Regions from separate parts of the Homo sapiens genome. Here region 2 is linked to region 1. Evidence: chromatin contacts called from ENCODE Hi-C or POLR2A ChIA-PET data. All regions are on one chromosome and are shown on one strand. The core of a region is the stretch at or near the end of the contact, and the rest is flanking DNA. Distances in the headings are between cores, read along the strand shown. Region 1 has its middle 16 kb from the start of LINC01488. Region 2 has its middle 58 kb from the start of LINC01488.

Region 1 (3,960 bases), core at 909-3,408:
GAGGGAAAACACCCTTCTCATCACACCTGCCGCTGGCAGGTGCTGAAGGCATGACTTATCTCTGTGGTCCCCTTTCTACTGAGGAAGGAGGTACAGCAGCTCACAGAGGTGACAAGCCTGGAGGAGGCGGAGTGGGCCTCATCACCCAGGGATGTATCTAGGGCTCGCTATCCCCCTGCCTATACCTGCACTTGCATATACCTGTACCTGCACCCGCATATACCTGTACCTGCACCCGTCCACCTATACCTGCACCTCTCCACCTGTACCTGCACCTCTCCACCTGTACCTGCACCTCTCCACCTATATCTGCACCCCTCCACCTATACCTGCACCCCTCCACCTGAACCTGCACCCTTCTACCTGTACCTGCACCCCTTCACCTGTACCTGCACCCCTCCACCTATACTCACATTTGTACATACCTATACCTCCATCCCTCCACCTACCCACACTTGCACATACCTTCACCTGCACCCCTCCACCTACACCCGCACCCCTCCACCTATACCTGCAGTCCTCCACCTATACCTACACCCCTCCGCCTATACCTGCACCCCTCCACCTGTACCTGCACCCCTTCACTTATACCTGCACCCCTCCACCTACACCTGCACCCCTCCACCTACACATGCACCCCTCCACCTATACCTGCACCTCTCCACCTACACTTGCACCCCTCCACCTATACCCACACCCATCCGCCTATACCTGCAGTCCTCCACCTATACCTGCACCCCTCCACCTATACCTGCACCCCTCTGCCTATACCTGCACCCCTTCACCTATACCTGCAACCCTTCACCTATACCTGCACCCTTCCACCTACACATGCACCCCTCCGCCTATACCTGCACCTCTCCACCTACACTTGCACCCCTCCACCTATACCCACACCCCTCCGCCTATACCTGCAGTCCTCCACCTATACCTACACCCCTCCGCCTATACCTGCACCCCTCCACCTGTACCTGCACCCCTTCACCTATACCTGCACCCCTCCACCTATACATGCACCCCTCCACCTATACCTGCACCCCTCCACCTATACCTGCACCCCTCCACCTATACCTGCACCCCTTCACCTATACCTGCACCCCTTCACCTATACCTGCACCCCTCCACCTACACATGCACCCCTCCGCCTATACCTGCACCCCTCCACCTACACTTGCACCCCTCCACCTATACCCACACCCCTCCACCTATACCTGCAGTCCTCCACCTATACCTCCACCCCTCCACCTATACCTGCACCCCTCTGCCTATACCTGCACCCCTCCGCCTATACCTGCAACTTGCACATGCCCATACCTGCACCTCTGCACCTGGACCTGAACTGCCTATACCTATACCAGCATTTTCATCAGGACCCTTTGGAGTTGAGGCTCTGAGTCCTGATGCCCAGGTCTCAGGCACTGAGGGGTATCAATTGGCCCCAGACAGTAAATGCAGCCTGCTTCCAGGGGCAGACATCCACCCCAACCCCACTCTGGCTGGCGTTCCTGCACAGAGGCTGCTGCAGTGCCCTGTGTGTGGGGAAGGGTGCGCCTCCCCTGTGGTCTCCTTTCTGGGGGCCGGCCCCCGCCCCCACCCCATCCCACCACAGAGCCTGATATCTGGGGGTGAGGTCATCGTTATTTATGTGATGGCCCTGCTGCCCGGTGGTGTTTGCACACAAAGGCCCCGCTCTGGGACTGTGCCATGCGGGCCGGCATTCCAGCACATTCCTGCAGCCCGCAGCCCAGCCCTGGACAATAGCTCGCCCTCTCTCCTTTGCCGGGCCGGCCTCTGTGAACAGAGCACTGTTGACAGCCGAGGCTGCTCTCACTCCCGAAGAATTCCAAAAATGGAACAATGTACGCCCGGCCTGGGACTCTCAGGCAGCTGCTCAGAGCAGGGCCCTGGAAGGCTGCGGTCTGGAACTGCCTGTGTAGCTGTCCTTTTGGCCGGCATTTCAATGGGAACCTGGGGCAGGGCGGGGCGGGGGGGCGGGTGGGCGCCACGAGAAGAGAGGAAATAGAAAACACCCAAACCAACCTGGAAGCAAGCCAGCACTTCCCTGGCCGCACAATCCCCGTGGTGAGGAGGCTGAGATGGTGGGCTCAAGCACACTGTGCTGGCCAAGTCTATGCAGGCACTGACCTTTGCCCAAGACCTGTGAGTGGTTCCCCAGCTCCTAGATCAGCTCCTGCCTCAGACAAGTAAATGGGGGTGGCAAGGCAGGAGTGACACATTTGAGCAGTGGGGGAATGAGGGAGAACGAGAGCCGGGACCCCTGCATCCTGGTCCAGGGCTCAGGCCACTGCTGCCTCCCAAAGATCTGTCCTCAGCCCAGGTGGGGACCACCCTGCTCCTGAGTACAGTGCCCCCCTGCATTGCAGTCTCAGGACAACTTCTGAAAGCCTGCTGTGGCTGGAGGAATGACCACACCTGGACGTCCACAGCCACTTGTCCCAGGATTTCTCTATCCTGCAATGCGGCCGGATAATTCTCTGCTGTGGGGACTGTCCTGGGCCCTGTAGGGTATTTAGCAGCATCTCTGGCCTCTGCCCTCCAGATGCCAGTACCAAGCCCCTTCAGTTGTCCCCACAACTGTCTCTCTGTTGGGGGCAGAAAGAAAAGAGAGGGAAGAGAGAACATCCAAACCACCCTCAAAGCAAGGTAGAGCTCCCCTGAGTGCATGGTGCTCGTCAACTCAGGAAAGCACGGATAATGCTGCCGGAAGTTGGTTCTGCAGCTGGCGAGGTGGCCACCCGGGACAAGGATGGCTCTGGCGCCATGCCCGTCTTGGACTAGAAGGAAAAGACAGAAGGACGAGTCTGCCTGTGAGTGATACCAACACGGGAAAGCAGAGCTAGAGAAGGAGGGATGGAGACCCCAAGTTCCGATGACAGACTCCTGGAACCAGCTATGCCTGAAGCTCTTCTACATCAATTAACCCTCTCCTTTTGGCTGTAACCAGTTTAAATTGGTGTTCTGTCGCTTGTAGCTGAAATTTTCTGCACAACCCACCTTCTTCACCCGATGGCACGCTGCTGTCTCTTCCCAGCCAATCTTGGTCAGGAGAAACATTCACTGTTGCTGCAGGGGGCTTGGGCTGTCATGGCCTCCCAAACCCAGCTGAGCTTGCTGCATATTGTTAAAGCCCTGCGGGTGGAGGAGAGCAAGGCATCCCGTGCCCCTCAAAGTCTGCCACCAGCACGGTCATCCCAGCTGCCCCACCTGCCCCAGGAGCTCCTGTCATCAAGCCCTGCCTCCTCTTTTCTTCCCGGAGCTCACATCATCCCCAGGAGGTACTTAGGACCAGGGATCTCAGGCCTGGTGCAGAGGTGAGGACAGAGGTGTAGGAGCTGGGACTCGGCCCCACACCCTTCAAGTTCCCAGTTGTGAACGTCTGGGCCCTGGGATCAGCAAAGCCAGCCTCCCCTCCCGGCCATGTGTTTATGCTGGACATGAATGGAGCCCCTGGAGGCCAGGAAGGGTGAGGCCTCCAAAGCCCTGGGGAAGATCCTGGTAGGGGGACAACCCCAGGCTGGATGGGCTTTGAATTATCCAGGTGGCACCAGAACCTCAGAGGCCTCTTTCACAGGCGGGAATGATGTGGCAAAGCCCAGCTGGCCCCAAGTGGCTTCACATATTCCACAGGGAGCAGGGACCCACTCACTTCCCAGCAGCCCCTGTGTGTGTGTGTGTGTGTGTGTGCATGCGTGTGTGCACCTGCACACCCATGTGTGTGAGTGTGTGAGTATCTAGCAGGGGCTGGTGAGGTGAGGGCAGCTTCTTCCACCTTCCGGGCTCTGGGTGGGTGTCCTGATTCATCTTTGTCCTTGCCCTCCTCACTTAAGACCTGCTATCCTGGTGCATGGCTTCTTCCAGCCCCAGGGCTTTGTGGCAACTTCCCACTGGTCAGAATCATACATTGAAAAATCTTCCTAGAAGCACCGGGGGGTTGGGTGG
Region 2 (3,992 bases), core at 375-2,874, 43 kb before region 1:
CTCCTAAGAGGCTTTCCTTGACCCCCTCCCCACTGCCCATCATAAGCAGGAGGCTGATTTGTGCCAACTTCCTGTGAACCTGAATACTACCGGGACCCAGCTCAGCTTGAAATTCAAAACCCTGGAATTTCGAGAGGGTTCTCATGGTGTCCAAACATCCTCACCCTGGCAGTGGAAACCAGTCTCCACTGCAGACTGATAACTGAAAGGAAAAGCCCAGAGCGAGAGCCCAGTGGCACCAGGTCCTCACACTGGCACCAGGTCCTCACAGTGGCATGAGGTCCTCACAGTGGCACCAGGTTCTCAGGCCTCCAGAGGCCAGGCTGGCTTCCAGGAGCAGATGCAAGTGCCAGATCTCGTAGCCTGGCTTCCTTTAGGTTCCTGTTCTTGGAGCATTGCTCTGAGGCTGAGATTGAAAAAAACCAATCATGATCCCAGCTGTCCTCTGCTCTGAGGCCTGAGCTGACCCTCAGGGTTGCCCCCAGCTCCTTCTTCAGACTGGACTGGTCCCATGCCTTCCTGGGGGGCTGGAGATGCAGCCTCCCTTCCTACAGCTGTTGGTACTTCTGATGCCATGTATTAGCCAGATCACCAGACCTCTGGAGATGTGGGACCCCCATTCATCTTGTCCCTGCTCCCCATGTACTCCACCGAGAGTCCCGGTTGCCTCTCTGGGGCTCAGTTTCCTCACTTGTCTCAGGTCCAGTGAGATGTGATTGTTCCATGAATCTAAAAGTAGAACGTTCTGGTCCAAGTCGAGGCCCTGGCAAAGCTGCCTTTCCTATCTCTAATTATGTGGCTCCATGACTCACTCATCATAAACCCAAGTCCTCAAGAAATGTCTTAAGGAGGTGGAGGGTTCTCAGAATGAACCTGCCGCCTGAGCCCCCGGCCCATTGTTACATGCACCGGCGCCAGGTACCTTATTCCCACCGTAGTGGGAGCAAGTTCGATGCTAAGAATAAGAGCTAGAGCGACGCTTTGCCTCCGGGGTTTCAGTGGGGGCTGGGGTGTGGAACCAGGGCAGGGATTGGCTTGGGGGCTTGAGCTGCTCTGGTGGGTGGTGTCCTGGGACGCTCTTCTCCTCTCCCACGGAGGCCCTGGGATTGCTGTCTCAGTCTGTGGTGGGTTGGTGGGGGCAGGGGCGGGCAGAGAAAAGGTTTTCAAGACCCTGAACCATCACCAAGCCCAGCAACCGGCCATTGTCCCTTTAGGGGTGCAGAAGGTGGTCCTGTGTGCAGTGGCACCAGCATTGTCAGCTCAGAGAAAGCAGCCATGACCCTGTGGAGTGTGGTTGAGTTGGGGGAAGTAAGGAGAAAGTGGAGGGACGGCCAGGGTAGGTGGGGTGGGTAAGAAGCGGGGATCGGGGTGGGGCCCGGCCCCGGAGACTTTTCTCCAGCAGAACACAGAACCATAGGAGCGGTATTTTTCCTACTTCCAGGCCAAATGGGCTTGCACGGGAAGCCTGCTCCAGTTCATGGGGAGGGGATGGTCTATGGGAACCAGAGAAGCCCGCCCTGCACCCAGCGGCCGCTTCCTGTAATGCGCTCTGCCCCCAGGGAATTCCCACGGAGCTGCCCAGGAGGAGCCGGGCCAGCGGGCAGCTGGGCCTTCCTGCCAGGCCAATGCCAGGGTGAGTTCCAGCGCCTGTGTCATTCTGCCGCCCAGGCTGGGCAGTGGCAGGCGCGTCCCTCTCCCAGGGTCTTTGTCCTTTCCCTGCCTTCCCAGGAGGGGCCAGGCCCTTGGAAAGGGGGAGGAAGACGAGGGAGAAAAGGGAGAGAAACTGGCTCCCAGCACTCAAAATAGCCATCTCCTTCTATGTGTTGATTTTCTGCTTTAAGCCAGGCTGGGGTGGAGGCCAGGAGTGGGGCCTGTGACGCTGATTTTCAATTCCTCCTGTGAGATTCCAGTCAGGTGGCACTCAAGCAGAGACTTCCTCCCTTCTGAGACAGGGAAGTGCCTCCGTGGAGGGGAGGGGCCTCAGTTCTGCAGAGGAGCCTGGGGTGCTGAGGGGGTGTGGGTGCCGAGATGGGTGGTAGAGGGGTGGCCCTGCAGATACAGGGTCTTACTCACATGCACTGCTGCAGCGTCCTCGCCCAGGGGGGCTTCGGGCCCTCAGGGGCAAATTCTGGCAAGTTTGTAAGTTTAATTTTTTCAGTGGATGAGGCATTCACGTGGTTACAAAACCTAAAAGTAGGCAATGAAGGGAAGCCACAGCTCCCTCGGTCCCCTGCGGCTGAGAGGCTGTGGGCACCGGCACACGCCGTCTTACCTCTCCCTTCTATATCCCGCTGTGGCAAATGCTGCCTCACTCTTGGGCACGCTGCTTCCTCATGCCACTGTCTAACCAGGTTTTTGGAGCCTTCCAGAATTCTGGGGCCTGAGAAGTCTCCTTTCCTTCCCATCTCTTTCCCTCTCCCTTCCCTTCCCTCTTCCTTCCCTTCCCTTCCCTTCCCTTCCCTCTTTCCTTCCTTCCTTCTGACTAACTGGCTGTGAGTGGCTTTGTTGAGTGGGTGCCTGACAGGAAAGAGAAAGTGACTTTTTGGAGGCCTCAAAGATGAAATCAGGGAATCCAGGGGCCTGCTGCTGGATCTGATGGTGGGGCCTGGTTGGGAAGGCTCGGTGCACTGTGGGCTGCAGGTGCTGGCACCAGGCAAGTCGGAGGCTGCCCCTCCCGTCCTTTCACTGCAGCTGGCCTGAAGCCCCTGGCTCGGTCCCCCGCCACGTTCTCAGCAGCGGGTGGCCTGTGAGCCAGGGCCCATCATCCCTGATGCTATTCCGCTTACTGGCGAAAGCAGAGGTCTGGGTTTTGGGTCCACCATAGCTCAGAGCCTCAGGTCCTCACCCAAGGCCTCAGTCCCCTAGCCTGGCCCACAGGCAGGAGTCTGGCTTGAAGCAGAGCCCTGACCAATCCACCTCCTCTGCCCACATTCTCTTGCTGGATGGCTGCCATCCACATGAGAGGGGCTGGGCATGTCCTGCCAGGGCTTCCTCCTGCCCACTCCAGCCCTGCTGCAGGCCCTGATCTCCAGGAGGAAAAGGCAGCCTGGGTACCTTTCCAACAGAGGCATTGCTTCCTTCCTCCCTCCGTCCCTCCCTCCCTCCCTCCCTTCCTTCCTTCCTTCCTTCCTTGAATTAACTGGCCCTGAGTGGCTCCACTGAGTGGGTGCCGGAGAGAGACAGCATTGACTATGACATGTCACTTGTCCTGGGGGAGGATGATTGGGGGTGGGGGACAGCTATGTCAACTGTCAGTGATCAAGACCCAGGACAATGTGAGAAACCAGCCAGGGGAGACTTGGGACAAGGTCAGGAGGGTTGGCGTTGGGGGCGAGTCCTAAAGAGTAACAGAAAGGACTTAATCAGACACAGTTGGGGTGTAGCCTCGGAGCTGCTCAGCTCATGGCCCCTCCCAGCAACCCTGCCTTGTGGCTGCTGGTCCCTGGGTCCCTGCTTTACAGCTGAGGACCCTCTGTGGTGGCTCAGCTGGAGGTGCCAGAGCCAGACTCTGCCTGCGTCCCCCAGCTTTGGTCAACTTGGGTCAGGTTCCCCAGCTGCAGAGTTGAGGCCCCCCAGTTCCAGCCCATCTCCTTTCTGCACGTGTCTTCATCAAGCCTTGACTTTGAGAACCACCGGCTGAAAGCAGCCCCTTTGCTCTCAATGCTCCCTAAGCAGTGGCCCTGCCGAGTCCCTGCTCTGCTGGGGTCAGGACCATCTAGACCAAGGAAGGAGGAAGTGACTTTTTGGTGGCCTCAAAGATGAAATCGGGGATCCAGGGATGCAGGAGGCCTTTCTTTAGAGGAGTGAGGGGCAGGAGGGAAGCAGATTTATGCCCTCGGAAATCAGCTCGGGAAGAAGACTGGTAGGGGCTGGGCACTGGGGGTTCTGGAGCCACATCCCCCAACATGGCCATCCTCTGGTTGGGATGGGTCAAGTGCTCCCATGACCCACACAGCACCGTTCAGAAGGCTCTGCAATCACACCGGGCACCC

What was found. A loop is a pair of places that touch in the nucleus more often than their neighbours do. ChIA-PET counts read pairs that join two places held with the same protein, here RNA polymerase II (POLR2A). Pooled maps may share reads with other maps.
Region 2: a map of aorta shows a loop between it and region 1 (4-fold over the local background). The contact joins two enhancer-like sites. A Hi-C loop is called at or near these places in 4 of 168 maps with a recorded cell type or tissue (PC-9, aorta, chondrocyte and 1 more) and 4 of 50 pooled maps. POLR2A ChIA-PET finds 5 or more read pairs at or near these places in 3 of 52 experiments (BJ, H1 and endothelial cell of umbilical vein).

Annotation. Positions count from the first base shown.
Region 1 is chr11:69,495,214-69,499,173 of GRCh38, reverse strand. No RefSeq gene overlaps it. Among named protein-coding and RNA genes, the nearest start is that of LINC01488, 16 kb to the right of the region's middle. RefSeq lists enhancers at 1,106-1,919, 1,920-2,735, 2,915-3,457, 1,408-3,960. Within about 2 kb of position 2,158, at least 16 of the 41 ENCODE cell types and tissues checked have a DNase peak (open chromatin) inside an H3K27ac peak, as active enhancers do.
Region 2 is chr11:69,537,888-69,541,879 of GRCh38, reverse strand. No RefSeq gene overlaps it. Among named protein-coding and RNA genes, the nearest start is that of LINC01488, 58 kb to the right of the region's middle. RefSeq lists a cis regulatory region at 2,459-2,462 and enhancers at 2,385-2,529, 2,548-3,208, 3,956-3,992. Within about 2 kb of position 1,624, at least 15 of the 41 ENCODE cell types and tissues checked have a DNase peak (open chromatin) inside an H3K27ac peak, as active enhancers do.